4 separate regions of the Mus musculus genome follow, and regions 1, 2 and 3 are each linked to region 4. A link is a loop called in an ENCODE intact Hi-C map of the cell type or tissue named here. Cell type or tissue: left cerebral cortex. All regions are shown on one strand. Each heading gives the region's core, and the rest is flanking DNA. Links, peaks and the distances in the headings are about the cores only. Region 1 has its middle 76 kb from the start of Gm35222. Region 2 has its middle 67 kb from the start of Gm35222. Region 3 has its middle 14 kb from the start of Gm35222. Region 4 has its middle 9.4 kb from the start of Mir6349.

The links. Hi-C counts contacts between places; a loop is a spot of excess contacts. Peaks named below come from ENCODE experiments on the same cell type or tissue, not always from the same donor. Only the 100,000 strongest peaks of a DNase experiment are listed, where the experiment ranks them.
Region 1: it touches region 4 in a loop (7-fold over the local background); 8 of 42 quality-filtered maps call a loop at or near these places.
Region 2: it touches region 4 in a loop (8-fold over the local background); 6 of 42 quality-filtered maps call a loop at or near these places.
Region 3: it touches region 4 in a loop (8-fold over the local background); 4 of 42 quality-filtered maps call a loop at or near these places.

Annotation. Positions count from the first base shown.
Region 1 is chr1:39,099,964-39,107,688 of GRCm38, forward strand. No RefSeq gene overlaps it. Among named protein-coding and RNA genes, the nearest start is that of Gm35222, 76 kb to the left of the region's middle. In left cerebral cortex, for the core only: no CTCF peak of the experiment used is centred there; DNase peaks (open chromatin) are centred at 3,442, 4,081, 4,523, 5,376 and 1 more place; H3K27ac peaks cover 4,120 bases.
Region 2 is chr1:39,090,711-39,098,435 of GRCm38, forward strand. No RefSeq gene overlaps it. Among named protein-coding and RNA genes, the nearest start is that of Gm35222, 67 kb to the left of the region's middle. In left cerebral cortex, for the core only: a CTCF peak has its summit at 3,466; DNase peaks (open chromatin) are centred at 2,812, 4,712, 5,317 and 6,954; H3K27ac peaks cover 2,845 bases.
Region 3 is chr1:39,009,252-39,016,976 of GRCm38, forward strand. No RefSeq gene overlaps it. Among named protein-coding and RNA genes, the nearest start is that of Gm35222, 14 kb to the right of the region's middle. In left cerebral cortex, for the core only: a CTCF peak has its summit at 1,627 (motif pointing right); DNase peaks (open chromatin) are centred at 1,637, 3,551, 4,392 and 4,786; H3K27ac peaks cover 1,677 bases.
Region 4 is chr1:39,173,694-39,181,418 of GRCm38, forward strand. No RefSeq gene overlaps it. Among named protein-coding and RNA genes, the nearest start is that of Mir6349, 9.4 kb to the right of the region's middle. In left cerebral cortex, for the core only: a CTCF peak has its summit at 3,855; DNase peaks (open chromatin) are centred at 3,686, 4,901, 5,464, 5,772 and 1 more place; H3K27ac peaks cover 2,364 bases.

The sequences.
Region 1 (7,725 bases), core at 865-5,864, 75 kb before region 4:
ACCATGTTTTTTTTTTTTTTTTTTTTTTAAATCCAGGCATAATGGTGCACATTGTAATTCCGGCTCCTAGGAGGAGAGACAGTGGATCCCTGGTGCTCACTGGGCAGACAGCCTTGTCTATACAGTGCATTCCAGGCCAATGAGAGACTCTGCCTCAAAGATCACAAGGTGGATATCTCCAAGGAATGATAGCTAAGGTTGACCTCTGGCATCATCATACATACATACACATGCACACACACATACACATGCACACACACACACACACACACACCCCAATAATAGTAGACATAAATAACCCCCTTTTTCTTTTAGAAAAATAAAAACATATATTTGTCAGAATAGTAGTATATCATGTGTCCATATTCCATCTTTAGTATGGTGATGGTTACTTTATGCCCCATCACAGTTGTGTGTGTGCAAGCAGAGCTACATGTTCACAACTTATCTTTTGTTTTACCCATATACACCTCTAGATAATTTTGAGGTACATCCCAGACACCACACCATCACATCTGTAAACATCTGCAATGAATGGTGAAATAATGGAACTGGATGAAAAGAACCAGGCCAAAGACACTCACTTAATGATTCTATGTGTTTAGAATTCTGTAACTGCAAACTAAACTCTATTGACAGGAAGTAGGTCAGAGACTAGGGACAGGACTGGGAGAGGCAAGTGTTATGGTTTGTATATACTTGACCCAGGGAGTTGCACTATTAGAAGGTGTGGCCCTGTTGGAGTAGGTGTAGCCCTGCTGGAGTGGGTGTGTTCTTGTTAGAGTGGGTGTGGCCTTGTTAGAGTACATGTGGTTTTGTTGGAGTGGGTGTGGCTCTGTTGGAGTAGATGTGTCACTGTAGGCATTGGCTTTAAGACCCTCATCCTAGCTGCCTGGAAGCCAGTATACTGCTAGCAGCCTCTAGATGAAGATGTAGAACTCTCAGCTCCTCCTGCACCGTGCCTGCCTGGATGCTACAATGCTTCCCGCCTTCTTGATAATGGACTGAATCTCTGAACCTGCAAGCCAGCCCCAATTAAATGTTGTCCATTATAAGTTGCCTTGGTCATGGTGTCTGTTCACAGCAGTAAAACCCTAAGAAATCAGCAAGAAAGAGAGAGAGGAATTATAAAAATACTTGACAGAAACTTTATGGGATATAAGTGTGTTCGTTGTCTTGGTCCTGTAATACATTTACAGGAGGCTGCAGATGTCACAGTTCAATGGACCAGACACATTGACATTAGGTAGTTAATTCTACATCAATTATGCCTCAATTAAATCAATCTTTAAGTAACATATTTAAGTTGATGGTTAATATTGGTTTTTAAAGACAATCATGAGTTTAGAAACTGAGAGCAATGTTTAAAATAATTTTCATTGTCTGTTGAATTGTGTTGGCATAAACACTTCAGAGTGTGTGATCTCCTGTCAGCAATGCCATAAGGGCTGACTTTCAGGGTCTTTTAACAGCCTTATCAAAGATTTCCTTTCCTTTTTGTTGAGGGATATGTGTATGTTCGAGTCTATGTACGTACCTGCAGAAGCCAGAAGAGGGTGTCAGACCCCCGGAAGTAGAGTTACAACCCTTGTGAGCTGCTCTGGGTGGGTGCTGGGAGCTGAACTCAAGTCCTCTGGAAGAGCAGCAAACCATTTTAACCCATGAGCCGGCTCTCCAGACCCTGCTACACAGATTTTGTTCAAGCCCTGTTCCCCCACAGAATCTTTTTTGATGTAACAAGTGTCTAAGATACTTATTTCCTTTCTAAAAAGTTTTAGTTAGAAGAAATTTTTTTTTGTCTCTTGATTCACTGCCAACATGTAGGTTAATCGTAGTATGGCCTTAACTACTTCTAGTTTGATAAATTGGTTGAAGTTTTCATTATAGGAATTATATAAGTGTTCGAGGATGCTCCCTGAACCGTTGAAGGAGAGCAAATTCTCTGTTTTCAGTATATAGATCTCAACAACTGTTAAACACCAGCTTTCGTTGGATCTGCTTAGTTTTGGGATTTAATCTGACATAAATTTGGAAAGCTTCCTGATGCCCTCACATCCCCACGTCTTCCCACAGCCTCGGTAACTTACCTGTGATTCTGTTGCCGTGCGATTTTATGTGCATCCATTTCCTGACAGCGTTGCTATGCAATGTATCCTTTAGCACTGCAACAGTCCCTTCTCTGTTATATATTTTTCCCTGATTTCTTTTTTTTTGGGGGGGGGGGTGTTGTTTTTATTCTCAGGTTGACGGACCACATTCTCTCACCCTGTGATTGCCTGTCTACTCTTGTGGTTTGCCTTAGCTGTGCCGCTTCAAAGTCATTCAAATCAAATGTTGCTTTACAATGTGGCATGAAAGTCATCTGCCCTCATGAGTGCATGGGTGTGTGGTTCTTGATATGGTAGATGAGCGCATCTAAGACCTGTCACGTGATTTTGTTCTCTGTATAGTCAGTTAGAATCTCTGACCAGATCAAATGAGAGAAGAAAGGAAAAGAAAGGAAGAAAAAGTAGGAAGACAGACCTCAAAACAAGAGAATTAAGTCCTGATATTTAAGTCCTAACATTCTTTCTCTCCCTTCTATCTCTGCTATGGCTGCTAATACAGTCATTATTGATTTTTTTTTTTTTTTTTACTTTGAACTTCGATACTTGGCATGCTGCTATGGTTTAAATGTAGTTTGTTCCCTCAGTGGTTTGGGTAGTAAATGTTTTGGTCTCCAGGGTTGTGCTGTGAGTTCCTGAAGTGCCTCTAGATGATGAGGTTCCCAGGGGGAAGTCCCAAGTTTGGCAAGCTTTGATTTCCTCTTCTCCTGCATGTGGCCACATGGACCAGCTACCGTGAGCTCTTCAGCAGAGCCAAGCTGGTTCAGACGCAATCAATGTCCTGGAATCTCTAGAGTTTAATCAGCTTCGGGCATTTTGCTATAGTAATAGAAAATGAACCCATGCATGCCTTGATTCTTTAACTTTAAACCCTTGCCTTTGCCTTGACTTTATTGATGTTTTAATTACTCTAGCTCCTGTCATGGTTACCTCTCTTGTCCTGATTTTTGTCCTATTATTTCTACCTTGTCAAGACACAGAGTATTTATGTTCTATCATGAGTTCTAGTAACCCAGTTACATTAATTTTGTGCCTAAACCTAGTAAATTACTTTTTGTAAATAGTCAAACTCTTGGCTAATGTTTCCTTAAGTCAATTCTCAGTTGGTCAAAGTTCATTCTCTGGTTGTTCACTCTGAAGGGTTCAGAGCTCTGCTTTCAGAGCTCTCGTATGTTCAAAGCTTTTCTCCCTGGGAGAGCGTGTATGTTCACAGTGTTTTTCCATAGCCTTTATAATTGTGGAACAGCTTGGATGATATAAAATTCTTGCTTTGCACTTTCCTTAAATATCTTCTAAATGTTTCTCTGTCCTCTTCTCTCGGTGAATGCTGTTTTGCTAAAATCCGAGTTCACCCCGAGTTTTGTTCTCCTTGTGCACGATTTAATGTGCTGTTCTTAACTCTCCAAATGATGCACCCTCGAGGTCCAACAACGTTACAGACTGCACCTCACGTGGAAGCCATGTAAGACAAAGCTTCCTGGTACAAGGTACATAAACATCCAATAAGTCGGGAAATGTTTCTGAATTCTGTTCTGTTGTGTGTCACAATCTATTGTTTTGGCTTCCCAGAGACTCAGATGTCCCAGTGCTGGGTTCCTTTGCTTCCTGGCTCTCACCCTGGATTTCTCATCAACAATAACCTCCATCGTGTTCCTGTGCCCCCCTCACCCCACCCAGTGCCTTCTGCACCGACTCTGCTCCCTCGAGTGCTTCTGCTTCCCTCCCGAGTCCTCTCTCCCCACCTCCCCATACCTCATCTTTCATGTTCATCTTGAATTGCAATTGAATTGTGTAGTTTCCCTCCACAGTCAAAGTCATTATGTCAAGATGCTTTCTTTTCCTTTCTCATCCAAGGTGGAACAGGGTATATTTTTCTAGTGTGTGTTCTTCTGTTTCTGTGCCTGACTGGGTTTTGCTTTAGAGCCTGCTGGTCTCGAGGCCATCCAGCCTTTTAAATTACTTATAGGGTGTGTGCATTGAACCCGTTCTCCCAAGACAAGGACATGCCATGAGGATTTTTAATCCCTAAATATCTCTTTCTGTTTCCAAGGGAACAAGTGGTTTTCTCAGAAAAACTGTGTGTTCTTTACAGAGCTCGGTCATAGCAACTTCTCTGAATCAAAGGCGGGTAAGAGTCCTCTCCCAAGCCCATACATAACCTTTATGAATCTTCTCCTAGCAAACTACAAACAAAGGAACAGAGAGCTCCCTGTCTCCAGAAAGGGCACTTCTATTTGCTCTAAGGTCTTCTGCAGCTGGGTCCACCTGCTCCTGACTCTCTTCCTGTGAACTTTTTGTTCCATGCCTCTCCTGCACATGTTTGAGAGTCTACAAACGACACACCCCTGTGTTTTAATGCAAATCACACGCATGAGTGGTTTTATGAGGAGAAAGGAGCACCATGCTCTTTTCCAAGTCTGATGCTCTTGGCCAGCTCAGCCTCAGCTCTTCTCCTCCCGGGTTTGGTAAGGTGTAGTCAAGACATGAGGGAGCTGTGGTCTTTCCCACTCTGGTCTGCCCCTCCTCGCTGTTCAGCGGGTAATAAGGTCTCGTGCAGCAAGGAAGAGGTCAGTGAGGATGAGAGTAGATGTAGAAGCTAGAGCAAAGGATTCATGCATCATCTAAAAACATTGACTAACACACACACACACACACACACACACACACACACACACACACCCACCACTGTAAACCAAACTAGAAGACACCTATGGGCCAGTAGTATACCACTTCTGTTCTTTATCATCCCTAGAGTCCTTCTTCATCGTAGATTAGGGATCTAAACTCTTCCCCCAGGCTGTCAGGCTGGGTGTCTCCATGCTTTTAAGTTCCTGCATCAAAATAACAACAATGTCCAATATCAACAATAGAAGGTAACTGAAGACCTTACCAATCAAAACTCATCAAACAGCCTCTCACTGTGGATTTTCCATTCAAATCCGTTTGCTCCGTCTTTCAGCTTGTCATCCTGTCAGCCTACTGGCCCAGCTCTCTGAACTTCTTCTGGTTACGTGACTCTTCTTTGCTTAAATGAATTCCATCCAAATATCCCGTCTGAAGTTTCTACTTTGGCACTATCTGCCTTCCAGTTATCTCGATGGCTTTTTCATCTCTCCGCCAGTTCCTAAGGCTGTCGTTGACAGCTGTGTCATCTACATCACTGTGTTGTGTGGGGAAATGCCGCCTTTTAACTACACTATACAACTCAAGCTTCTGCCCTTTCTTACTCTGAGCTCCCTGCCTTTAACAGGCCTGGTTATGGCTGAAAGGTTCTCTCCTGGCTCGTGGTGTGAACACTTGCTCTCTAGCTACAGGAGATGGGGCCTAGCTAGTCATTGGAAAGGCGTCCATGGGGTCTGGTATCCCCACCCACTTCCTGACTTCTGATCTACCCTCATGTAAACAGCTTCTCTCATACACTCACTTCCACCACCATGAACCGAGTAGCTCAGCCATGCCTTCCCTAAAGCACAGTGGTGTCCACGACCAAACCCACCTGAAACCATAAGCCGACAAAACTCATTCCGCTCTAAAGTTATTTCTGTCCCCTGGTTTTAGCGTCAGAACAGTAAACAACCCCAGTGCCTTCTTATCTTGCAAGTCCTCAGTCCTGGCTGTCCTGGGGCAGGGCAGGCGGCAGATGACTCATGCCCTGCCTGGCTGCTTGCTGAGTTAGATTTCACAGTCACAGATTTCTAGTCTTATAACCACACACAGATGACGGAGATTTCAGAGAGAAGCTGGGCAGCCCGGAGCGGACAGACGCAGACTGTGTGAATTATGTCCACAGGACAGAACAGCCGGGAGTTGGGGAGTGAGGTGGGGAGAGAAGAAGGTCCCATTGTGTCACCTGGGGCTCCATGGAGCTTTCTTTACTGTGGAACAGGCTCAGAACGTTGTTGGAGAGCGTCCTGTGTCAGGAGAGGCCAAGGACGCTGGGCAATTACCAGCGATAAACAGACTGCCATGAAATAGACCAAGAACCCTTTCCAATTAGGACAGTTGGATTTAAAAATTAGGATTTAATTTTTCCTTCCCCCCAGAAATAAGAAAGGGAACTAAATGCAAAAATCTGTTCTTTTCTTCCAAGAGACTTTAAGTAGCAAACAAGCAAGGTGTCAGGCCTGGGAAAGCCTTCTGTCTAGGCTCTGAGTAAATGAACTTGCCTTTTGGTGGGGAACTGGAGTTAAAATTAAACAGATACATATGCATAGCTCCCAACGAGAAGGATCCTACACGTGTCTTAAAAAGAAACCCGGTCTCACTGAGTAGGACAAGCAAAGAGAAGAATACAATAATCCCTCCTTAGAAATCCATCAACAGCCTCTCTGTTTCCCCAGCAGGGGACGGTCCTCTGAACGGCTTAGCAAATGTCTTCATGGTCTAAAAACAGATGAGAAGCCTTTGTCTAGGCTCTCTGGACCACAGCCCTTGTGGTACCTTAGTGACAAAAACAACAGGCACTTAAAGAGTGGCCTTGCACACCGCCACATCAGCCCCAGGCCCCATGCAGTCTTCAGAGTCTCTGGACACATCTGTAACCCTTATACCAGCTATCTGCGCTGACCTATTTTTATGTAACGTTGCATCCAGTTTCAAATTCAAATTTAGGTTCCATATTCTTAAAACCTAGAATAGTGCCTGGCTCATTGTTGATGCTCAATATATCCAACTTCCTTCCTGCTCCTAATTTCGACCGTAATTGAATGTGAAACCTGATCCCACGGAGTTCATTTTTTCTCCAACACAGCCTTAGATGCAGGCCAGCAGGCAGCTGTTGGGAGCCTTAGGGACCAGTGGAATGCTTGGATGACACTCCCAAGTCTTCAACTCAACTAGAAAAGTCACTGTGTCAAATTTGGTCTAGGGACGTTGGCAGATAGTAACATCATCCTGGGTGGTGTAGATTTGGGAATTTCTAGAATGAACTTGTCACCAAGAGTCAGTCATCTAAAAATTTCCCATAGGCCAAGGCTGTCGTTAGAATGGATCTCACCATGGTTTTGCTTTGTTTTTAACTCTCACACACTTACTTGGTCTCTGACTCTACATTCTCATTTATTGTTTCAGTAGACAGGAAGACCTTTGAGCTTCACCATGGGCACACAGTGAAGCCCACAACAGTGAAGGAGCACTCTACCCTCAAATGTAGAGATGGGGAAAAAGGGAGATCCAAGGCCATTAGACAGCATCTTCCTACTTCGGTGTCTGGCATTTCTGCCAATAGAAATGCTCACCAGCCTAGAGCTCTTCAGGAAGGAGAACATGTAGTCCTCCCTGTGGGAAGAACAGCAATGACCTCTGACAGTCCTTGCTCTATGATTCAGGGATGGCTCCTCCTCTCTGGTCACTGTCCACTGCTGCTTTCTTCCAGCCTGTGGGATGGGTTTCCACTAAAACCATTGGGCAGGCAATGAAGACAATTCTGCATGATTTCTTCCCAGCTCATGGGAGGAGGAGAGGAAACCTTTCCTATTGCCTGGTCCAGTCCTCACTGCCCCTCCTGGAGAGTGGAATCCACTCAGGTGCCTGGCCTTTCATGGGGATCTGATGGGAGTCACCACAGTTTGTGTGGTGTGCCCATTTCAGAGAGGCGCACCAGTGATATGAGAGAACTCCG
Region 2 (7,725 bases), core at 2,312-7,311, 82 kb before region 4:
TAGTCCTAGGCAACTACTTTAAATCAACTAGTGTAAATCCACTCTGATGAAAAATGAAAACCTCATCTGAACTATCAGAGGAGATTGTGGCAATAATGTGTCACCACAGAGAGACCATCAATAAAAGATACAAAGTAACACTTTCAACTGAAATCCTACCTTCCCATCTCACTTATTCTAGAGTTGACCAGCCTGAGAGTCCAATGAAATTCTGTATTGACAACCAGCCTGTGATAGTTAGAATAGGAATGCCTGCCCTGCCCCTAGATTCATGTGTTTGAATGCTTGGCCACAGGGAATGGCACTGTTAGGAGCCATGGCCTTGTTGAAGGAAGTATGTCACTTTGTAGGTGGGCTTTGAGGCGACAACCTAACAGCTGCCCAGTCTCAAGGCTTTGTGTACCAGCTGTCCCACTCTGCTACCAGGAACTTGGAAGGCTCCTAGAAAGACAACTGATACTTAGTCCACAATGGAAACTCGGAGATGCGGTTCTGATAAAAGCAGCAGAAACAGGGGGATCGACTCAGCACCTGGGCACCAAGAGGGAAGAGCCCAGCGAGAGAAGAGTCGGCAACCCTTCGGTGGGGCTCCTCTGATCTGCTAGCAGCAGCTGCTGCCACACCCTGGGTGGGTTTTTCTACATCAATCAAGGCAATCAGAACAGTGCTTTGTTGAGGTTCCACACACAGGAGATTCTAGCTTGTGACAAGTTGATGTTAAAAGTCAACCATATACAATAGAGAGAACAAGATGGTTCAGTGGGTAAAGACGCTAACCACGAAAGCCTGACAACCTGAGCCCAATCCCTGGAGCCCATATAAAAGTGGAAGGAAGAAGTGGGATTTACAGAGTTGTCCTCTGACCTGCACACGCATGCCCATTGGTGTACACACACACACACACACACACACACACACACACACACACACACGCAAGGTGGGGAGAGTAAAAAGTAAATACAATATTGAAAGAGTGCTCAGGATGGATTTCCCTGGTATGACATGGCTTCTCTCTGCCACCACTCCATGCAAATTAGCCTTGGATACTCTTCCTTCTTAAAAGAGTCCATAAGTTCAGAGTCCATAAGGTCAGGTTTGTTGTTGTTGCTTGCTTGCTTCCTTGCTTGGCTCTACCTTGGACTTTTTGGTTTCTACCTCAGGCTCACTGCTTCTCTGCTCCTCATGACTTGGCCCCAGCTCGGCCTTGTCCACCCATCTAGCTGGCCTCTGTACAGATGTGACCTCAGCCACTTGGTCTTGTCTCTTCCATCCCATCTCTGGGCTCTCTTCTAGGGACTTCGTTGCCTCTTCATCTTAGCTCTAAAAGATTTGCTTCCCATCAAACCCCGGGCAACCCTGGCTATGTCCCTCCATCTTGAAACAGCCTCATTTCCTCCTTAAAAGAGAGAGTCCATGAAGACACCTTCTCAGCTTCAGCATTTCAATGGGAGTGGGGGATGGGGTGTGGGGTGAGGTGGGGCAGTGGGCAGGACAGGGGGTTCTGCGTGACTAAAAGTTACTGGGATTCCTGAGTGAGAAAAAGCACGGGTGGAGAAGACAAGAAGGACCTGACAATTACTTGTACCTGCGACCTTCTTTTCTCCCCAGGTCACTTCCTCCTGATTTTTCTCCGGGCACTTTGGAATGGCCCTTCCAGAGCTCCATACCAAACACCTGATCATGTTGATGGAAGGCTTTCTTCATCTAATCTCATTTCTGAGACCCAGAACCCAGACTTCCAACTGCCCACCACGCATTGCTTCCTAGGGCCTGGGAAGCTTTCATAGACTTTATCCCAATCCAAGTTTCAAAATGGAATTGTCCTGGTTTCATTTCTGGTGGGGATAAAATTGCCCTGACAAATAGCAACATGGAGGTGAGAAGGGTTTATGTGGCTTCCAATTTCAGGCCACTTTCATCATTGCAGAAACTCAAGCCACTTAGTCACATCACATCCACAGTCAAGAACAGAGAGGATACAACTCCTTCCTCCCTTGCTTCCTTTCACGTCACACTTCTCTTCTCTCACACTGCTTAGGATCTCCTGCCGAGGGGTCGGCGCTGCCTGTTTATTCAAAAAAATCAAGAATGAGGAAGGACATGTGGCTTACACAAATACACATGCACCTGTGCCTATACCTGCATGCCCCCCATACCTACAGGGACACACTCGCACACAAACACACACACACTTGCAAGGACACACACACCTGCAGAGACACATACACTCACACTCTGGCAGGGACACACACACCTGCAGGGACACACACACACACCTTCAGAGACAAACACACACACACACACAACCCTGCAGGGACACACGTACACACACACACACACACACCTTCAGGGACATACACACACTTTCAGGGACACACACACACACACACCCTTCCTCTCTTCAATCTCTAAATGAGTAGGCAGCTTGCAGCTACAGGAGCATTTTGTGCTGGTATCAACAATGTGGTTTGTTAACCGGGAGTGAGATTTCTAGATAATTAGGATATTCTAATTTTCTGGGAAAAAAAATCATGAATTTAAAATTTTTCAAGCCATACTGTGCTTTTCCTTAAGGTAGATAGATGTTACATTGCTATTAAATGTCATCCCTAAACTGATGTAAATATGAGGCAGGATGTCATCTTTCTCACCTGCCAGCCATATGTGGTACAACACTTTTCCTTCTTCCACACTCAACAGCTTGCCCACCTAAACCCTCTGTGCACTGCCTCCCTCTGTCACGGTTACAGACAGAACCCGTGACAGCAGCACCCTGTCAGTCACCTTGGAAACTATGGACCAAGATGCCAGGCACATAGCTGGCAGGTGACGTTTCAGGGGGTGCATTTCCATTCTGCTTCTGGGTGGAGAAGGGTGTGGTTTGGATCGCTCATTGCTGTCAGAAGGAAAGTGGAAATATATGTATTCACAGTACAAGTTGCAGCACCTCCAGCAAGATCTACCACCACAGCAAAAGAAACCCATTCTATCCTCTTGCTCCAAGTGATTGATTTATACTCAGAAAGATGGGCATACTAGGTATAATACACACATACACACACACACACACACACACACACACACACACACACACACACACACAGAGTGAGAGCCTGAAAGAGGATTTTAAAGTGGTGTTTGCAGTCCCATTAAAGTTCAGTCGTGATGGCAGAGCCAGAGTGAAAGGCCAAATCATTAAAGTACAAAATGCACCTGATAGATAATAGATGGCCAGTAGGAAGCGTGGATGCAAACGCACAGGGCTGGGGGAGGGGAAACGCACCACGGGGGTGGGTGAAACCAATACCTAAGGTGCCAACCCAGCACCATTCTGCCATGATTTGGAGATGGTGTGACTATCCCCCAGGGGCTCCTCAGTTGGAAGCTTGCTCTCCAGTATGATGGCACTGAGTGGGGGAAACTCTCAGACATGAGATCCAGTGGAAGTGAGCAAGATCACAGGACACTCTCTAGCACCCCTCTTGGAAGGAATCATTGCTGATCTTGCAGAGTAAGTTAGCGTCCTCAAGAACAAGGGGCTGTGAAGAGAGTTTAACCTCCGGATCTGTCTGGCTTCCAGTCTAATCGTGTGATCCGTCCCTCTTGTACACACCGTTAATATGATATGTCCGCCGTGAGATAATACAGCCAGCAGCCTCACAGAAAGCTAACCTTCCGTTGTCCTGTCTTAGATTTTCAGCCTCCAAAGCTGTGAGCCAAAGGAAACTCTTAATTCCAGCACTTGGGAGGCAGAGGCAGGCAGATTTCTGAGTTCGAGGCCAGCCTGGTCTACAGAGTGAGTTCCAGGACAGCCAGGGCTACACAGAGAAACCCTGTCTTAAAAAAAAAAAAAAAAGTGTCCATGGCATGATAATCATCTTTCTAAATGCCTCCAAAAGTGGAAGGGCTGTCTGTCTTTCAGGTCCGAATAGCAGACTGAGGCTGAGCTGGGAGGCAGAGGTGCCTCATGCCCCTGGCAGTCCTGCAAACTGGATCGCTTCCAGTTACTGCTTGATTCTGGACTCGGACTCCTACAGCCAGTTCCCAGCCCCACTGACTAGCTGGCAGGTCAGAGTGGGCACCCACCTTGTCAGCATGCTCTCCCTCCTCTCGGGGACACAGCTTGTAAGATGGTGGTGGCGTTTTAAAGGTGTTCTCTCAGCACTCATCCGAAAGTGCCTGAGGCACACGAGTGTGCAAAGTACCGAGAAGGAAGTTGGCCAAATAGGTTGTGGGCGAGATCTTTCTAGTCTCCAGAGAGACTACTCCACATTGCTCTCTGTCTCTGCTTCTCTCAGCCAAGAGATGTCACCAGCCCAGCCTGGCTAATGGCACATCCTTATGTGAGCAGCTGATACGTCAGCTGCTGGGTTGACACAGGTAGACCTAGAGGTCCTAGAGGAGCTCATGACCTTCTCTTGCCTCTGTAATAGTCTCTGAGGCGTGATGAAGAGAGTTTGGTCATCTTTGGTCCCTCCTAAATAAAGTCTTCCTAAGAATGAAGACAATGGGAAGAAGCTCAAACAAGAGAGACCAGAGGATCCTTTCAGAGCCCTAAGATTCAGTCAAATCGGGAGCCAACAAACACTATCTTGAGACATTCCCGTTGCGGAAGTTCACACCCACTTTAGGCTGCACCTGTCTCTTGCCACTAAAAGTCCTGGAAAACACACACCACCCTCTCCAGATTATTTAGAGAACAGGCCTCTAAATAATGACAATAGGAAGAGCCAATTCTGCTTCTCATTATACATCAAGTCATCCTGTGGGGAGTCTGGTCCTACATAGTGGAGATTCTCATTCCAGAGACCTGGGTGTGGTCTGCACTTCTTGTGGTTTCAGAGAGTAAAGAGTAGTGAAAACAGGCACTTTTAGGAGATCTGTTATTGAGGGGGAAAGGAGACTTGGTGCTGTTGGGGTGAAATCACAATAAGATATCATTTAGAGTCCTTCTACAGAGTCACAGAAGGGTCGTCACACACTGTGACTTGGTAAATCTGGACTAGGTCTTTCTGATAATGACCCTCAATATGATGACTGCAGGGATCTTACTTGGCATTTTAATCCTAGGAAACCGTTTTCATCTGCCCTTTAGGCTCATTCTATGCCTGGCAGTGCTGGCTTCCTTCCTGTTTCATCTACTCTGCCTGGATACCAGTTCCTGTGGATCCTTTGCCCGGCCTGGAAGAGCCTGGCCATCCTGACTGAGCCCACTCTCCACAACACACACAGCATCTTTGTGCCTGTCTCTATCTACCAGGGTCTTTCCCCAGCCCCAGGCTAAGTTTCCCATCTCTGCATAAGGCATTTTACCATAACATCTTCATTTAGCTATGCCTTTCCCACGCATAATGCTTGGCGTCGTCAGTGCCACAGAATCCGGAATCACTCGGGAGGCAAGCTTCTGGTCATGCCTGCGGGGGAACTGTTTTGATTAGGTTAACTGAATTGAGATGACATGTTTGTTGTGCATGGGACTCATCCCCAGGGCTGGGGTCCTAGGCTATGTGACATGAAGGAAGTCGGCTAAGCATCCATTGCTCTGCATTTCTGATCATGGCTGGCACGTGACTAGCTCCCTCAAGCTCCTGCTGTAGTGATCTCTCCACTTGGATGGACTCTAACCTTGGACTGAGAGCCAAAATGGACCCATTTCCTTTTTGTTAGGGTGCCTTACCACAGCACATGAAAAGACGCTAAGACGCCATGACTGAAGGAGACTGAAGGAGAAAGTCAGAAAGCCCTTTATGCTGTGTTCAGAGAGAGGTGAGCAAGAAGTGCACGTTCTTTCTGATCCAAGCGCTGTTCTAACTGACCATGGCCACAGTGTTCAGGTCAATCCCTCATCCAAAGAGCTTCTTGCATCTTAGCCTCACCCAAGCCTATGCCCGGTGCCTTCTGATTCCTAGAATCTCAAACCCCCTCAACTCCTGAGCACTGACTACAGGTCCATGGCCAAAAGCCAATACAACCCTTTGGAAATAGTTGCTGGGTGTGTGGGGAGAAGCCAGATCTAGATCCTCAGTCCTAAACCAGTAGAACATGACCCTCTGCAGCTGGGCAGGGACTCAGCATTTGACCACACTGTTCTTGTGCACACTGAAGACATTCCGGCCCTGAGCAAGGAACACAGAGATTAGTGCTGCCAAGCTGCCAAATTGTCCTCCACCCCCACCCCCACCCCTGCACAGGTAATATGGCAGGGGCTCTCAGATGAAAGGCAGGAAGGAAGGAAGGAAGTGTTGGGCTTTTGACTAGGTGATGTTTCAGAAGTTTCTGTTTCGAACACCCTGAATTTGGAGGGCTGAAAACAATGATTATTTTTGGCCTCGTTATCCTTCTCCTATTTAGTGGGTAATCATTGTCAGAAGAGTATTGACTCTTCCCTGGCCTAGCCTCATACAATAGTCTAAAAATAGGGCTTTGCCTCTGAGTTCTTGATGTTCTCATTCATATATATATATATATAGGTCCATTGTCCATTCTAGCTTGTCTGCGAACATCCATTTTGCTTTTCTATTTCCTAAAATAACCTCTCACATTCCTCTCTGAATGACTTCTCATTTTCCACATGAGCACAGAGGCCCTGTGCTGGTCAGAGCTGATCTGCTCCACCAACCAAGCCCTACTTCCTTGGGTTTTCTATTTCATCTCATGATCCAGAGGAACAACGCAGAACTAGAACCTTCTTGGCAAATGTCTCACTTGCAGATGTGAAAACATTCCCACCCTGCCCACTTTCAGAGTTAACCTAATCATAGAGACACTTAGAGGAACCTGTCTGGGATCTAAGTGTCACCTCTAAAAACGAGGCCCACGCCCCAGCTCTGAGATGGGAATTCATTGGAAGGGAGACTGCAGAGTGACTTCGCAGAAGGAACGTGCCAGGGAGGCGTATTGATTCAGTGTGAGCCCTGGAAATGGCATTCCTCTGCTGGATGCTGGGAAGTTCTCATGGGCAGACATATTGCAGCCTTGGCATGATAGCGGATCCTAACGCCCTAAATAGCACGGCTTCTTTTAAAAATCCCTCTGGCATCTGCCCACAGCACCCACACCCAGGAAATGGTGGGTGGGGTCTGTTTGCACCCACTGCGGTGAGCTAGAACAAGTTCACTCACTCAGGAGAGGAGTATCTTCGGAGGCAATGCTTGCAAAACACAGAAGGGCAGCTCTTCTGTGGAGCCATTCCATTCGCTTTGGCTTTCCCTTCTGTGGCTGAGGCCCTGCTGTGTCTACACATATGCTGCTGCCCAGGCCCACATGGTGAGGCATCCCCAGCCCCCACTAAAGCAAAGCCCCCTTCATCTGCTTGGCAGCAACACCTTCTAACCCTGCATCTGAAGGCCAACATGTCCTGGATCCACAGTGAGCTCACTGCAGGACCAAGACTTCCAGTTCTTTTGCAGCCACCTTGCCTAAGCCTGGTTTTCCTCTTCCTGCAGGGCTTCCCTGTGCTCATCGGGTTCTGGGGAGATGGACTCAGCAGGATATGGTTGACTCCATAATGGGGTTCTGTCATTCTGGGAAGCCCCAGTCAGTCCCATCAACCAAGACTAACATCTATTATCCAAAGGCTTTTCAGAGTCGCCCTTTTTGTGCATACTTGCCTATGCCATCTGTTGGACAGCTGCTCCTACACAAGGAAATTCATGAGCAGGAGAGATTTTTAAAAATCTAGCCTGGTACCGAAAGCAAATAGCTTATATAGAAGTCTTGTGTCCT
Region 3 (7,725 bases), core at 1,552-6,551, 160 kb before region 4:
GTATGGCTAGGTCATATCTTGGGTCTATATAGGTTTCTGAGAAACCTGCCTACTATAGAATGGCACTACTATAAGCTGCCATAGGGGCAGGACATGTTTACATTCTTGCCCGTAGTGTATAGTGTATAAGGTTCTTAGGGTTTTATTGCAATGAAGAGACACCATGACCACAGCAACTCTCACAAAGGAAAACGTTTTATGGCAGCTGGCTTACACTTCAGAGGTTTAGTCCATTATTATCATGGCAGGGAGCATGGTTCCATGCAGTCAGACATGGTGCAGGAAAGGTAGTTAAGAGTTCTACATCTGATCTGCAGGCAGCAGGAAGAGAGAGTGACACTGGACTTGGCTTGAGCATCTGAAACCTCAAAGCCCAGCCACCAGTGGCATTTCCTCCAGTAAGGCCATACCCACTCCCACAAGGCCACACCTCCTAACCATGTCAAATAATGCCACTCCCTGTGAGTCTATGGTGGCCATTTCCATTCAAACCACCACAGCTGTCTTTCACGGCACGAGCATCTGTGGTTACTTGCTTTTTAATGACTGGCACTCTGACTGGGGGGAGCTAGAATCTCAATGTAATTCTGCTTTACATTTTTCTGATGCTTAGTGAGCCTCCAGGTTGTAAAAAACATTGTTATCCATCATTTGTATTTTATCATTTGGAAACTGCTTACTGAACTTGATAATCTATCAGCTGAGCTGTTTGGCTCTTTAGGTTTTTCTCGAGTTCTTTATATGGTTTAGATGCTAATCCTGTCATGTTCAACTAGCTAGGTTTTCTCTGATCCTGCAGGCTGTCTCTTTATTCTGTAACCACTTTCTTAGAATTTATTCCAAGAAGTGGTTTACAGGGTAAGAGGTAAATGCATGCTGCATGTACTATTTTTATATCTAATACTGAAGTTTCCTCTGAAAACATACCTAACATTAACACTTTCACAGATACTTTGAGTGCCATTAAACATCACAGATCTTTAATTTCTTGCTCATTTTTTTTTGTATGTTTGTTTTTTGTTTTTGAGACAGGGTTTCTCTATATAGCCCTGGCTGTCCTGGAACTCACTCTTTAGACCAGGCTGGCCTCGAACTCAGAAATCTGCCTAGCTCTGCCTCCCAAGTGCTGGGATTAAAGGCGTGCACCACCACCACCCGGCCTGCTCAATTTTATTTTAACTGTCATACATTGGTAATTTATGGCTCCCCCCGCCCCCTTTTGGCAAGGTACAAGGTGTTGAAGATAAAACCCAGGGACTTGATTGTTTAGATAAAAGCTCTACTGTTGAGGTCTGCCCCTGAGACAGGGGCAATAGAGGTAGCTCCATGCAACAGGGACAGTTTCCATGGCTCAGCTACCCTTCTGCAACGTGACATGGAAGCCATGATTTCCTGTGGGCTTCCTGCCGCGGAGCTGCGGAGCAGTGTGAGTGCTATACTGACCCTGATGAGAGCAGTGAGCGCTGCTAGCCTGCAAGCCACAGAGGGCAAACACCGACCGACCATTTGCCACCCAGGTGCTCTTGCATCCTAGGTTCCTGGACCAGAGCTGGTTTGCTTTGCCTTTGCTGTAGTAGGAACTACACTTTCCTGCTAATCCTGTTGGAGCAAAGTGGAAAGAAGTCACCACTAGGTGTCACAACGAGTCAAGTTAAAGCCTAGTTGTGGCGAATAGTTAAAGGCATTTAGTGTGTTCAGCTCCATCTTTTATCAAGCACCTGTTGAGCATCCGCTGGTCCTAGGGAGCTCGTCCAGGCCGGGCCTCCTGGCTTGGTTAAGGAAAACTCAGTACCGGGTAGAGAGGGAACTCGGGTTGATGGAGGAGGCAGAAGACTTTTCTTGAGGGAGATGCCTTTTGCAGTGTGTGTGAAGGATCAGGACAGTGGGACATTTGTTCTTCTTCCCAGGAAAGCACCCTGAAATCTGGCCTAGCGCTGGCTCTTGCCCCAGGTTGAATTTTTCCAACATGGAAGGGAACTTTGGTGGGAGTGGTGTGGGGGTCAGGGGGTCAGGGAGCTGTGTTGATGGCTTGTTCTTAGCCCAGACTGGTGGTGCAGGCCTGTAATCCTAGGCATTTTCGAAGCTGAGGCAGGAGGATCTCAAATTCAAGGACGGTCTGGGATTCAGAGTATGTTCAAGAACAACATACTGATACTCCATCTCAAGATAATGACGATGATGATGTTGACAATGACAATTGTGATGACAGAGGCTTGGAGATGTGCCTCACTGCTAAAACCTCTTGCCCCATAAGCATGAAGCCTTAGGCTCAATCCCCTGCACTAAAAAAAAAAAGAAAAAGAAAAAAAAAGTCATTCTTTACCTATTTTATTAAGATACTGCTTTGTTTTTTGCTTTGTTTCTTTCTTCAACACAATCAAGAGAATCTCTCTGAGACACAACTATAGCTCAATCTCATGCAGCCCCTCTTTCTGTGAGATTCCCTTCACAGGCGATCCTGCATTGGCTGACTAACCACCACAGGCCTCTTTGTTGAGTGTCTGAAATATCTTGTAATAGTAGAATAAATCCAATGCTAGTGGCTTAAAACAAGAGGAAAAACAAAAACAACAACAACAAAATAAAACAAGCCAAAAAAACAAAAACAAAAAAAAACAAAAACAAAAAACAAAAAACACACCAGGCCTTGTTAGTCCTTTTAATTTATATTCCTTATATTGAAATTCAGCACAAAAACTGAATTGAATATCCCAAATGTTTATGAAAATAGTATTTATTTTCCTAAATCTATTGTTTGCTGGTGGGATTTTGGAGCCTTCTGAATGAAATTCTCCTAAATAATAATATTATTTTTTTAAAAAATTTTCTGGTTGCTGGTCTCCTGGGCAATTAAGTGTTCTCTCTGCTGCCCCCCACCTGCCCCATGCTAACACCCCACATCCCCCTCTCTCCAGGATCTTTATCCCAGGATAGCCTTGAACTCAGTATCTTGGCAAGGATGACCTCGAGTGTCTTGCTCCCACCTTCCTAGCGCTATAGTTACAGGAATGTGGGAGCACAATTATTTTAGTAGTTTTTACAGGAATAACGTTGGACTCTGAGAACATAGCATTTGAAAGAAAAGTTTTCCCCATCTGCTGAGGACCAATCACTAGGTTACAAGGACAACGTGGGACATTGAGAGTTTTAGGGTTGGGGTGGGGCAGGAGATAGGAGATCTCTAGGGCTGGGGGACACTGAGATAGAAAAAGTATAAAGAAAGGGACAACAGTTTGAGGTTCCTCAAGCTGCAGGTGTCTAGCCTTGGTATCACCTACTGTGTGCCCCTTGAACCAGTCTTGCAACATCTTCCACTAATGTGTGGTACCTGTGCTGTCAGGCAGACGTGCACATGCGCACTCACTCGCTCATGCACACACAGGTGTGATCCATTGGGCCACTGTTCCCATCTCCACCCTGCATCTCCACCACCAGAAGAAACCTGTTTGAAGGCTGTGGGTAGTGAGCTTGGCAGGAGCCGGGGGCGGGGAGCAGCATCAAGAGAGGCTTTTCCTGTACCCTTTCCCTCACAGCTTTGGATATATTCCATCATCTCCCACGCACATTGCTCATAACACGTTAGTCACCATAATCTTAATCTACTGAACAATAACATTCTGTGCTCCTCATAGCGCCCCGGAAAGTGATTTCGTGGCTGTCATGACACTTAACACAGCGTCGCCACACTTACTTTGGAGAAGTTAAGCTGCTCGTGGGGTTTTAGTAGCAGAAGTTTAAAGCACAAAATTACCTGAATTGACTCACACAAATGGCAAACAGTTTTTCACAGTGAGTTTAATTATTTCTTTGCTTCCTTTCCTCTGCTTGGAATATTTGCCTCCTATTTGATCATTAAAGTATGCCTGCTCTGAGGTTACCTGCCTTGTACCCATCTCTGTCTCATATGCTTAGGATCATGAGGAAGGTGTTTGGATTCAAGCTCTGCCCTTGCCCTTCATTATTAATGAAATATGGAGATGATGCATCCATAAAGGTAGCATGATGGTTTGAGATGGTTCACGACAGGCGAGCCATACCAACTCTCTGATCAAAATCTGCACTGTATGTAAGTTCACCAATAAACATCTGCAATTAGCCAGGCCCCAGCCAATCAGAAGTTGCATCATTTGGGTCTCCACCAAGCAGAGCCTCAATACACAGATTTCCACCAATGGGATTGGTTCGTCCTGAGGCAGGAGTCGCAGGTGGAAGCAAAATGACCACACAAGACTTCCCTGACTCAAAACTCCTGCCTAGCACTTGGCAGTAAAACCCTCCACTGGCCTCTCCTCATCTCCACGACAGGCTCTGGGGCTGAGAATCTCTGCCTGTCACCATTGCCGTTCTGCATCTTGGTAATCTGATTTTATGTTTTGAGTAACAGTGGCCACACTCTAAATTTGCTTGTCTCTTCAGAAGCCTCCTAAGTTCATGAATAAGCAATAAACATCAGAATTATCCTGGCCAAACTTGGAGTTCCAGTCATCACAAAACACATCCAGCAGGAAAGATGCATAGCTCGGTGGTAAAGGGTGCATACTGAAGACCCCGTGTTCTTACACAGACACACACATACAGACACACAGGCACACACACACACACACACACACATGTGCATACACACACATGCACACCACACATATGCACACACACACACACACACACACACACACTTTCATGCTGTTTGGGCAGAATGAACCTGGGTGTGTCTGTGTGCATCACCAGCAGCCTCTAATACTAGTGGTTCTTTGAGCACCAGCTGCTCTACCATCCCTCTTTACCATGGCAACATTTCTGGAGAATCGCTGCTGTGGGAGGACTTGATTCTTCTGGTTGCCGTAGGCTGACTCTGAGCCTCCCAAGCCCCAGAGACTACCAACCATGTATGCTTGGTCCTTCACCTCAGTGCCGGGACCTGAACTTAATGCTCAGGTTGACGAAGGTCGGGGGTCTTGCTTAAACAGAAACGAGTCTATGGATGAGGATGGAGGCTGAGGGATGCCTGTCCCATCCTCATAGCAGCGCTTAGAAGGGAGAAATGCTTGATGAGGTGGGAAAGGTGGACAGAGGGGGATGCTTATGATTTGGTTGATAGAAACTGAGATGTCCTCTGGACCTGCATCCACCACAGGAGTTACACTGGGAAGGGGCATTGGGTAGGCTCCAGGGCTGCCCTACCTGGCAAAGGGAGGCTCCAGCTGAAGGCAGCACCAGTTGTAACTGCTTTCCCTTTTGACCCAGAAGGCCGTAGGAAGGATGAAGGATAAAAGATGAGGCTTTCTCTACACATCCAGGAGAACCAATGCATACTTGAGAACCAGACTCTCCCCGTTCGTGTGTCCCTGGAGTCCCGATACAGTAACAATGTTGGTCACCATGGAATCAGAGTAGTCTTGCTCACTTGGAGGTTGGCTCAGACAAGACGATGACTTTCCTGAAGGCACAAAGGTTTAGCCAGAGTAGAATTCAGACTCCTCATCTTCTCTTCCACTCTGCTTTCAAGCTTGCCTCTGTGCAATGGTTAACTTTGACTCTTGGCTTGAGAGACACCTAGATTCGTAAAGCCCTGTTCTGCATGCCTGGGAGGACACTTCCTAACATGGGAAGGGAATGTCCATGTGGGACAAGAGAGGAAGAAGGAGGAATCCCAGTCATACAGACATCCTCTGCCTGCTCCCTGACTGTCACAAGGCATGCAACCTCCTGTGACATGTGATCCTGTCTCCCCCCCCCCCCATGATATTCTGTCTTCCCATTAGCCATTCTAATGGAGGCAGCTGCCCATGGGATGATGCCCCTGGGACCATGAACTAAGATAAACCTTTTTTCTTCTTAACATAATTTACCTTGGATATTCTGTCATAGTGATAGAAATGACAGATAAAGTCAATGCCTGATTGGTACCCTGCATCTTCATGACTGTCCTCTATACACGTCCACCTGGGGACAAACAGCTGAAGAAAGGGTTTGGAATGGGAAATTAGGCCTTTGGTACAGAGGCATTGGAAACATCAAGTCACTCAATAAACAGCCTGCTGCGGTCCCCCAGTGGTTTTTATCATTAGAGTCTCTTTGTTAAGGGGCCAAGAAGACATTCTGTAACAAATCTTTGTGGATACACGGTAATAAGCAGCAAATGAGCAGAACTCAGCAGAGTTGCTCTGTTGTCTTTAATAATGTCTGGGATGGGTAAGAGCCCTCTCTTGTAGGAACCCCTCTGTTAAGCCCATCACTCTCACACGTGTCCTCTGATACCCTAAAATTACACACGCTGAGAGAGCCCACACTCCCCTTCCTACCTCTTCTTGCCCATCTCTAACCTTCTCCTTCTTCATATGATCTGGAGAGTCTGTACACCACCTCCAGGCTCAGTGATCTTATTTCAACATCGCCCATGTGGCTTGCTGCCCATCAATCATCACGCCTCCGAGCGCACTCAGGGCACCATGTTCCTGTGGTTTATCGCTGTTTCTCTGATTGCTGCCCTGCTTCCACTTTGCTCCCTTTACAATCGATCCATCGTCTAAAGGCCACAGAGTGATGCTTTCAAAATGCAAACTCCATTACATCACTCTCTGGTACACTCAGCCCCGCCTCCCTCACCCACACTTCCACATCCCGCCATTATACACGGGCTCTGAAGCTCCTCTAGCCCCTGGCCCCATTCCAGAGCAGGGACATGTACTGTGCGTGTCCGGCTGCAGGCCGATGCCTGTGAGCTTTGCTACCCCTCACAGCCCAGAGAAGATGTGGGAGGTTTTAGAACCTGCGCATTATTGGCGTTGAAGAGAGTCACCAGAAGGATGGAAAGGGTGTGGTTACTAAAGCTCGTCGCCTGCTAGATCCCAGCCTGGCTCTGGGGCATGGTAACAAGGTTCTTTTGGGGGTACCTTACAGCTTTTCTGGTCACAGAACACAGGATAAGTGCCTTAACCCAGCACCACAGGCTAGCCCTGCCAGTGCTTCAAACGTTTAATGAGCCAATGAAGAGGAGAGAATATAATAGTTTGTAACTATCAACTTTATAGAATTTAGAAACACACTCGTGTGTGTGTGTGTGTGTGTGTGTGTGTGTGTAGGCCAGAGAACAACTTTAGTGTCCTTTCTCAGGTACAATCTACCTTTTTTATTATTATTATTATTATTTTTAAATGAGATATGGTCTCTTACCAGCCTGGAAGGCTAAGGTGGCTAACCAGTGAGTTCTAGGAACCCACCTTTCTTTGCCCCCTCTGCTGGGATTAGGAGCGCATCACATAGTCTTTTTTTTTTTTTTTTGTAAGTTTTGAGGATCAGATGTAGGTCCTGGAACATGGACTGAGTCATCTCCCAGCCTCACCTAGGGCATTGCTGAGGCACACCTGTGGGTGTCTCCAGAGAGATTTGAAAGGAAGGAAGCCAGCTGAGAACAGGCATTTCCCCTTTCTCTTCTTCCTGGCTGGTGCCCCACAGTGATGGACTACACCACTCCGAACTGTGAGCCCCCAACATAAAGTCATTCTCCCTTAAGTGGTTGATCACAGCAACCAGACAGGGAATTAACACATGGAGGGAGGGAGAGAGGGGGCGAGGGACAACAGACATGTCAGGCTTTCGTTTTTTCTAACTCTCTACTATTTTCCATAGTTGGGTTTCAGGGTTTCAGATGGCTTTCTGTGCCTGGGCATTTTTATCTCTGTGACTCCCTCCTTCCACAGGAGTGCATTAAAAATTCCATTTCTTTTT
Region 4 (7,725 bases), core at 1,764-6,763:
GCTGCTGTTGCTAGCAGCATCTATGTCCAGTGTCCAAGTCTGCTAGTATCTCGTCAGCCATTTCCCATTAACACCTGAATTGGGGGCTGCCAGCTCCCAGAACTGTAAGAAAATAGATTTTCATGGCTGTGAGCCATCCACTTTGTGGTCATCATTCTTGCAGCCCTGGGAAACCAAAGCAGTGGATGCTGCTCTCTTTGGCCTCAGAGCCCGCCATAGAACATGCAGTGTTTTAAGTACCTCACAGATCCAGCCCAGCCTCTTCAGAGAACCTGACCTTTCTGGCTCCCTGCAACTGCAACCAATACGGTTCCTCCGACACACTTCTAGCTCTCCTCATACCCCAGAGCTTCTGTGAGTCATGGCCTGCCATGATTCCCCTGAAGCCTGGAAGAAAAAAGTGAGTCCCAGTCTTGAGGTGGAGAGATTTGAGAGACTGGTGCCCAGTGACCAGGAAGCGTTTCACACTGAGCCCAAGGCTTGAGCATAACTCTTTCCTTCCTATCTGTCCAACCACATTGAGGGAGGTGGGCAAATCCTAGAACTGTTACAGCTCAGGTCCTGATCACACAAGGTCTCTCTCTCTCTCTCTCTCTCTCTCTCTCTCTCTCTCTCTCTCACACACACACACACACACACACACACACAGGCAAAGCTGATGAGGACTCCCTGTAGGGCGTGGGGAGGACCGAGGCACAGGGCAGCCCACCACAGGTTACAGAGATTAAAGAGGGCTAGCTGTTCCACTGAAGACTTGGGAAGAAGAGATTAATGGGAGTGGCTCGAAGGGCACAGGTGTGTGCAGTTCACCATTTTTACCAACATTCCTTCCCTTCCACCTGTGTGATCTGGTTTGAATGCATCCATGAACAGAGAGGTGTCAGTGCCAGTCTCTCTAAGCTTGAAAGACACTTGGTAAAAGTGATGGGAGCCAGCTCCTACCCCCTGCAGGGATGTGAAACTCCTGCTCACCCCTGCACTCCTGTGGGCCCCTGCTTTGTTAATGCAAACAATAGGATAGTGACAAGCAAAGTTACCAGTTTGGAAAACACAATATCTAAGACCAATGAGACGCTCAGCAGGTTTAGGGGCTTGCAGCACAAGCCTGGCCACCTGAGTTTGATTCCTGGGACCTACATAATGATAGAAGGAAAGAACCAGCTTAACAAAGATCTCCAAAGTCACACCATGGCACATATGTACACACACACACACACACACACACACACACACAACTTATACACAATAGCAATAATAATAACAAAGTTAGTTTCAATAAAATGTATCCTCTTGCTGTGTACTATATAAATTACCATACATGCTTAAGCAAAATTAACTAAATCTGCATGAACCCTTTCAAATGTTCACATATTCACACATACACATGTACAGATACACACATTCACATAAACACACATACACATATACACATATACACATACACATATACACATACATACCCACAAACATATCCATCATGCAGTACTAAACTTCCCAGCTGCTTCTATTGTTGTCTGTATCTTGAAATTTAACGTGTGTGTGTGTGTGTGTGTGTATGAATACATATGTGTGTGTTAGTGCCCTTAGAGGCCAGCAGAAGGAGCCAGATATCTAGGAGCTAGAATTACAGGCATTGTGAGCCACTGGACTGGGGTGCTGCCATCTAAACTGGGGGGGGGGGGGGGTTCAGGATGGAGCAGCAAGGGTGCTCAACTGTTGTTAATTGCTGAGTTGTCTCTTATGATCCCATTGTGTCAATGGAATGATGTGTGTGGGGGGAAAAAAAAAACCTCATGTTTTAAGGTCGTATGACTAGGTTGGGCTACGGAGCGTCTGTGCAGTTCCACAGAAGTCATTGAGCTTCTCTGACCTTCAACTCTATACAATTCTATCTTAGTTACTGTTTTATTGCTCTGAAGAGATACCATGACCAAGGCAACTCTTATAAAGAAAACATTTAACTGGGGGCCTTGTTTAGAGTTTTAGCATGTTGCTCCACGCTCATCACAGTGAGAAGCAGACAGGCCTGGTGCTGGAGCAATAGCTGAGAGCTTTACATCATGATTCACAGACAGCAGGTAGAGAGTGAAATTAAACTTGACAAGGGCTTTTGAAACCTCAAAGTGACAAACTTTCTCCTCCAAGGCCACACCCTCCTCCAAGGCCTCACCTCCTCCAAGGCCACACCCCTCCAACAAGGTCACAGCACCTCCAACAAGGTCACACTTCCTCCAACAGGGTCACACTTCCTCCAACAAGGCCTCACATCCTAATCCTTCCTAAACAATTTCACTAACTGGAGAACAAACATTCAAATATATGAGCACATCGCAGGGTCTTAGCAAGTAGGGTTCAGGGCAAGATCAGAGAAGACAGATCAGATAAAATCACCGAAGACCAGGATTCTGAGCTGAACGACATGGAGAGACACTGCCCCGACAGTGTTGTCAAAGGCTACACAGTCCCGCACAGGAGCAAGATGGCAGCTCTCTTGGCAGAGTAACCACGGTATAACTTTGGATGTCATTCCTATGAGTTTATCTCTGTGCCTTTTCTCTCCAGACCCAATGACCCTGAAGATGCAGCCCATCCTTCAGAAATCTCTGTCTCAGCAGTGATCGTGGATTCTGTTGTGCACAACAGAACACCCAGCTCCATATACAATCTGCATGGCCATAAGGATGGGTAAATACCCTTGGTGCCCCCACAAAAGCCCTTTCCCAGAGAACCATTGTAAGACATTTCTGTGAAATGACTCTTACAAAATGATTCTCTACTTAGCACCTGCGGGTTAGTATTTTATGGGATATCCCACATCTATTGCAAATAAATAGAACCAACACTTCACAGAGCTCTTGTAGTAGCTAGCCATCACTGTTATCTTACTCAACTTTGGCATCACCTAGGAGCTTGGTGAGGCACAGCTCTGGGTATCTAGGAAGGTATACCCAGAAAGAATTTATGACAGGAGAAAGACTCATTTCTATATGTAGGTGGAACTATCTCGAACAAGCTGGGGGCCCAGACAGAGTCAAAAAGGTAAAAAAGAAATCCAGTTGAACCCTGACAGTCCCTGCTTGCTTGCTTTCTGCTAAGGACAGAGTTGTTCCACTAAGCCTGGCCCCATCCTCCCCTGGTCCCCCATGATGGGCCGAGTCCTCTAAAACCATGAAAAAATAAGCTCTCTTTCAGCTGCTTCTGCCAAAGATCGGCCGCAGCAACGATAAACATTAACTCATATGACCTTCCCAAGTTAAAAAGAATTAATTCATTTAGAGACAAGCAGGAAAGAAGTCACTGAGGTAGAAGGTATGTAGAAACAGAGAACCCAAGGGCTCTTTTCCATTACTTTTCACAGGAGGCATTGATATAATGCAGGTTTGACCTTGGTAAATTCACCGAAGAGAATTCACACTTTCAACAGGGACGTCCTGGAACTCTGGCTGCGATGCGCCTCCATGTCAGACATCTCGCACATTTGGGCAAACTCCAGAGCTCATGCCGTTCTTAGGAATCGTCGTCTTCATTTCTGCTTCGTGCATAAATGTGATTTTTGCTACTGCAAATACCACCCACCGGGGCAAAGATAAGTGATACGGAGTGGGTTTTGCAAGTGTCTTTGGTATTTTTAGGAAAAGGCATTTTGAAATGTTCAGTTGTGTGAGACAGCCTGTTGTCGGGCAGAGAAGCAGGCCTGCTTGCCTGAGAGTCATTTCTGCGTGGAAGAAAGGTTTCTATCCTGGGCCTGGCTGCATCCGCCCTGGCAACGCTGACGCACAGAATGTTATTGGATTTGGAAAAGGCAACTTGGGGAAATGCGAAGCCTGAAACGCTGAACCAGGAGCAAGATGCCTCTTGAGGCGCCTGTGGGCATACACCCCAGGTCTCCCCGTGAGCCTCAAGCCGCAGGGGCAGAAGAGAGACAGCAGCAGCACATGGGGCTTCTGGGTCTTTTCCCAGCTGTTGTAACAAAAAGCCATATGCCAGCTGGCTTATAAACAAGAGAAAGTTACTGTCGCGGGACTGGAGGCCACACGTCCAGGATGAGAGGAACCGCTCCGGTTCCAATGAGGGCTCGTACACAGCCTCTTCCCTCTGTGGTTTCATGGCTTCTCTCCTTGAGACCTATCTACAGGTACCTTATGGCCCCTCACATAAGCTCCACTTCCCAGACCAAATCACCCTCAAAAGACCTGATTGGTAAGAACTTGAACGTAAATTCAAATCTCACGATGTATGGTGGTCGTGTGCATAGTTACTGCACGAGTTACATGGTGTTTTAGTTTTGTGGAACAGTGTTACATGTAGCTCATGCTGGTCTTAAAAGCGTGATCCTCCTGCTTCTGCCTCCCACATACACCGCCACACCCAGCTTTGGCCATTACATCTTAATAAAAAAAAATTTTTTTAAAGACTTTTTTAAAAAAGAATTTCAGGAGACACAAACACTCTAACCACAGTCCTGGCTTCAGATACTCTTACCATATGAATAAATAATAATGTCTTTAAAAACTGAATTGGTCTTATGCATTTAAAACTGGATACAATTCTGCTTACTGCTAGGAATTTAATATTAAAAATTGCCAAGCCACTAACAATCATCACAGAAAACTACCATATGGAAAAGTTATCAACATGTCTGTTTTGGAAGCACAAAATCACTGCAATGTTTTCAAGTATCAAAAAAAAAAAATCCATTACACACGTTTGGGGGGGGGGGGCAATTTTTCCTCCCCTAGGGGTGAAAACAACCCGCCCATTAATGAGGAAGGGAGACATTCATGTTCTCAGAAAGCGTGAAGGGCTGATTGCAGACAAAGAAGTCCTGAGAGCCCGGGCCCGCGGCTCCCACGCCTTGCGGGTCGTTCATGCGGGTTCTCTGCTCAGCCAGAAACAAGGCTTCCTTTTTCAGAAGCATGGTGGGAGTCAGGCCCTGCCATTGAAGATGATAGCTACTACATCTCCGGGGCTATTTCAACCTTCTGGAATAGACCGTTGGGGAGTAGGAGGCACGGGCAGTCATGAGTGTGTGAGCCAAGCTTTAAGTCAAAGAGTCAAAGTCTCTCTCTCTCTCTCTCTCTCTCTCTCTCTCTCTCCAACCCCCCCCCCAATCTCTCTGTCTCTTTGTGTTACAGACAGCGGGGACGCGGGGGGGGGGGGGCGGTTGTGGTCAGGGGTGTGGACGCTTGAGCACAGACTCAGCCAGAAAGCTCCGGTGACCCTGCCGCTTTCTCCGTGTGCAGTGCTGGGGTTACAGGCATGGGCCCGGCCAGACCCAGCTGTTTACATGGGTGCTGGGATTTGAACTAAGTCCTCGCGCATGTGCAGCAAGCATTTCTACCCACCGAGTTTTGTGCCCAGCTCAAAGTTCATTCTAAAAGTCTGCCTTGCCCTCGTTCTCTCTCTGCATTCCTAGCATGCTGCAGATAGCTCCTGCCCACCCTCTCAGCTACCCCAGATCTTGTGAGGAAATGCCACTGAACCACTCCAGGTGCCAATTCTCCTCAAATAAAGTGGACAAGCTCTCCCTGGGCTTGCCTTGCAGGGCTACCCATGCAGCTATGAGGGAAAGTTGTTTGGGAGTTCTGGGTCACAAAGGCATGAAAAGCCCCCGAGGGAGGGGTTTCCAAACAGAGAAGAACTTCACCCACACTGGCCTCAGATAAAATCGACAGCTCTGTCCTGCATCACTCTGCAAAGTTACCCTTCTTCCCACCCTCTGCATCTTCCTCAGGGGATTTCTGAAGTTCCTGTGGTATTGTTGGATCAGCAGACGGAGCGCACGCGAGTCTAGTTCCCACAGCTGAACGTTGGCGCTCTGATTAGCATATCAGCTTACTTAAGGTAACACTGTAGTTTCTCAAGAGGTTAAAAGGATTTCTTTACCACTGATAAGGTTTTACCATACCTTCTTCTCGTAGGAAAGAGAGTTCATAACACAGGCTGCTGAACAAGCAATGTCTCTACGGAGTAAGATATCTAGCATTAGTACTGGCCTCTAGATCCCACATGACAGTCCCCGAATGACCTCTTGACCTGCTTTATCCTGGCCCCCACTCCATCAAGCCTTTCTTAGCTAAAGAACCAAAAGCAGGATTTGAGCACTTCTTCGGGAGTTTCTTGTTTCGTTTATTTGCCCTCTACAGAATTTCTAAAAAAGGTTTGCCTCTGTCGAAACCCCAGCAGGACCAACTCTGAACCAACCACACAAGGGCTGCGCCGGCACACCAACAAACAGTCAAGAGAGATGGGGGCTGGCATCACAGGCTAGGAGGAGCAGATGGACTGAGTCACCAAGACCTCCAAATCCAGGGGCTCAGGATAAAGAAAGGAAGAAGGTCCGTGGGAACAGACGTGGGAAGTGATCGCCAAAGGAACCAAACAGGAACTGGGAAAGGCTGCGTACGTTGTAAATCCCCTATAGCTCATTTTCTATAGCTCATCGTCCACACCAGATATGGGGAGGACACTGGGGACACATGCCTATTGGGCTGTCTGGGCCTCCGCTTCCTCAGTAGCCAAACAGGAAGGTACCGACCTCAAGAGTGTGCTGTGAGCTTTAGACCGGCTTCATAGCCTCCAGCTCACGAGGTCTGACATTTGAGTATAAGGTATAATAGGCTCAGATCAACCTGTGTGATAAATATCACTCCCTCTCTGCCTAGGTCAGTGCACATAAAGTTTTCTTTGACAGTCAGACAGACACTGGGTTCTGAAGGCTAGAGGCAGTCCCTGACCCATACATGATATAAAACAGGGGTTGTCAGGCTGTAGGAACTGATCAGATCAATAGATAAAGCAGCTAGAGAGTACGGAAGGCATCTCCTGGAAGCAGATTTTCATTTGTCTCTACATCAAAAAAAAAAAAAAAAAAAAAACCAAAACAAAACAATGGTTTTGATGGCTCAGCACTAAGTGTATGTAATGCACTTTTGGAGAATACGTGTTTGGTTCCCAGCACACAGATGATATAGTTCACAATCACCTCTAACTCCAGCTCCAGGAAATGTGATGCCCTCTTCTGGCCTCTTCAGGTACTGCACTCATGTGGTGCATATAATCACACACACTATAAACAACAATAATAGTAGCAATACTAAAACCACATCTAAAATGTCAACCTCTAGACCCTTGGTCATAAGACATAGGGATAGCTACACATATATATGCCTACAGGAAAGCAACACCACAGAAGGAGAATGCACTCCTGGCAAAAGAACTCAAAGACAGTGTCTTGGAAGCCATGGTGCGTGATTGAGATCTTGAGATACAGGAAAATTCATCGGGTTAAAAAGGAAGGAAGAACCCATACTAAAAACCTGGAGCTGGGAGTGTCCATGTGGGATGGAGGTCAGTGTAGGTGCCAGTGGGGATTGACAGTGAGCTAGCTAAGAGACCATCAGGTTAATTCAAACCCTGAGACCAGAGAGGGAAAACTTGGTACGGTAATCCTTGAAAAACACAGAAGTTAGTACAGGCTGCAGAGTCAGAGCCACGAGTCAGATGTCACTCACAGGACTCTGGGGTTTCACAGTTGTGGGTAGACATTTCTGAGGGGTGGTTCAAAGTACTGTGATGGCCTGAGAGTTCAGAATGATAGCAATTTATCAGTTGGTACAAAATGTGTCAGTATGTCACCTCCTGTTTGGATGGCCGTCATGCACTACACGATCCCAGGCCTGGCTGTGGAGCTTTTGAAACCCACTGCCAGGGATGTGGGCATCA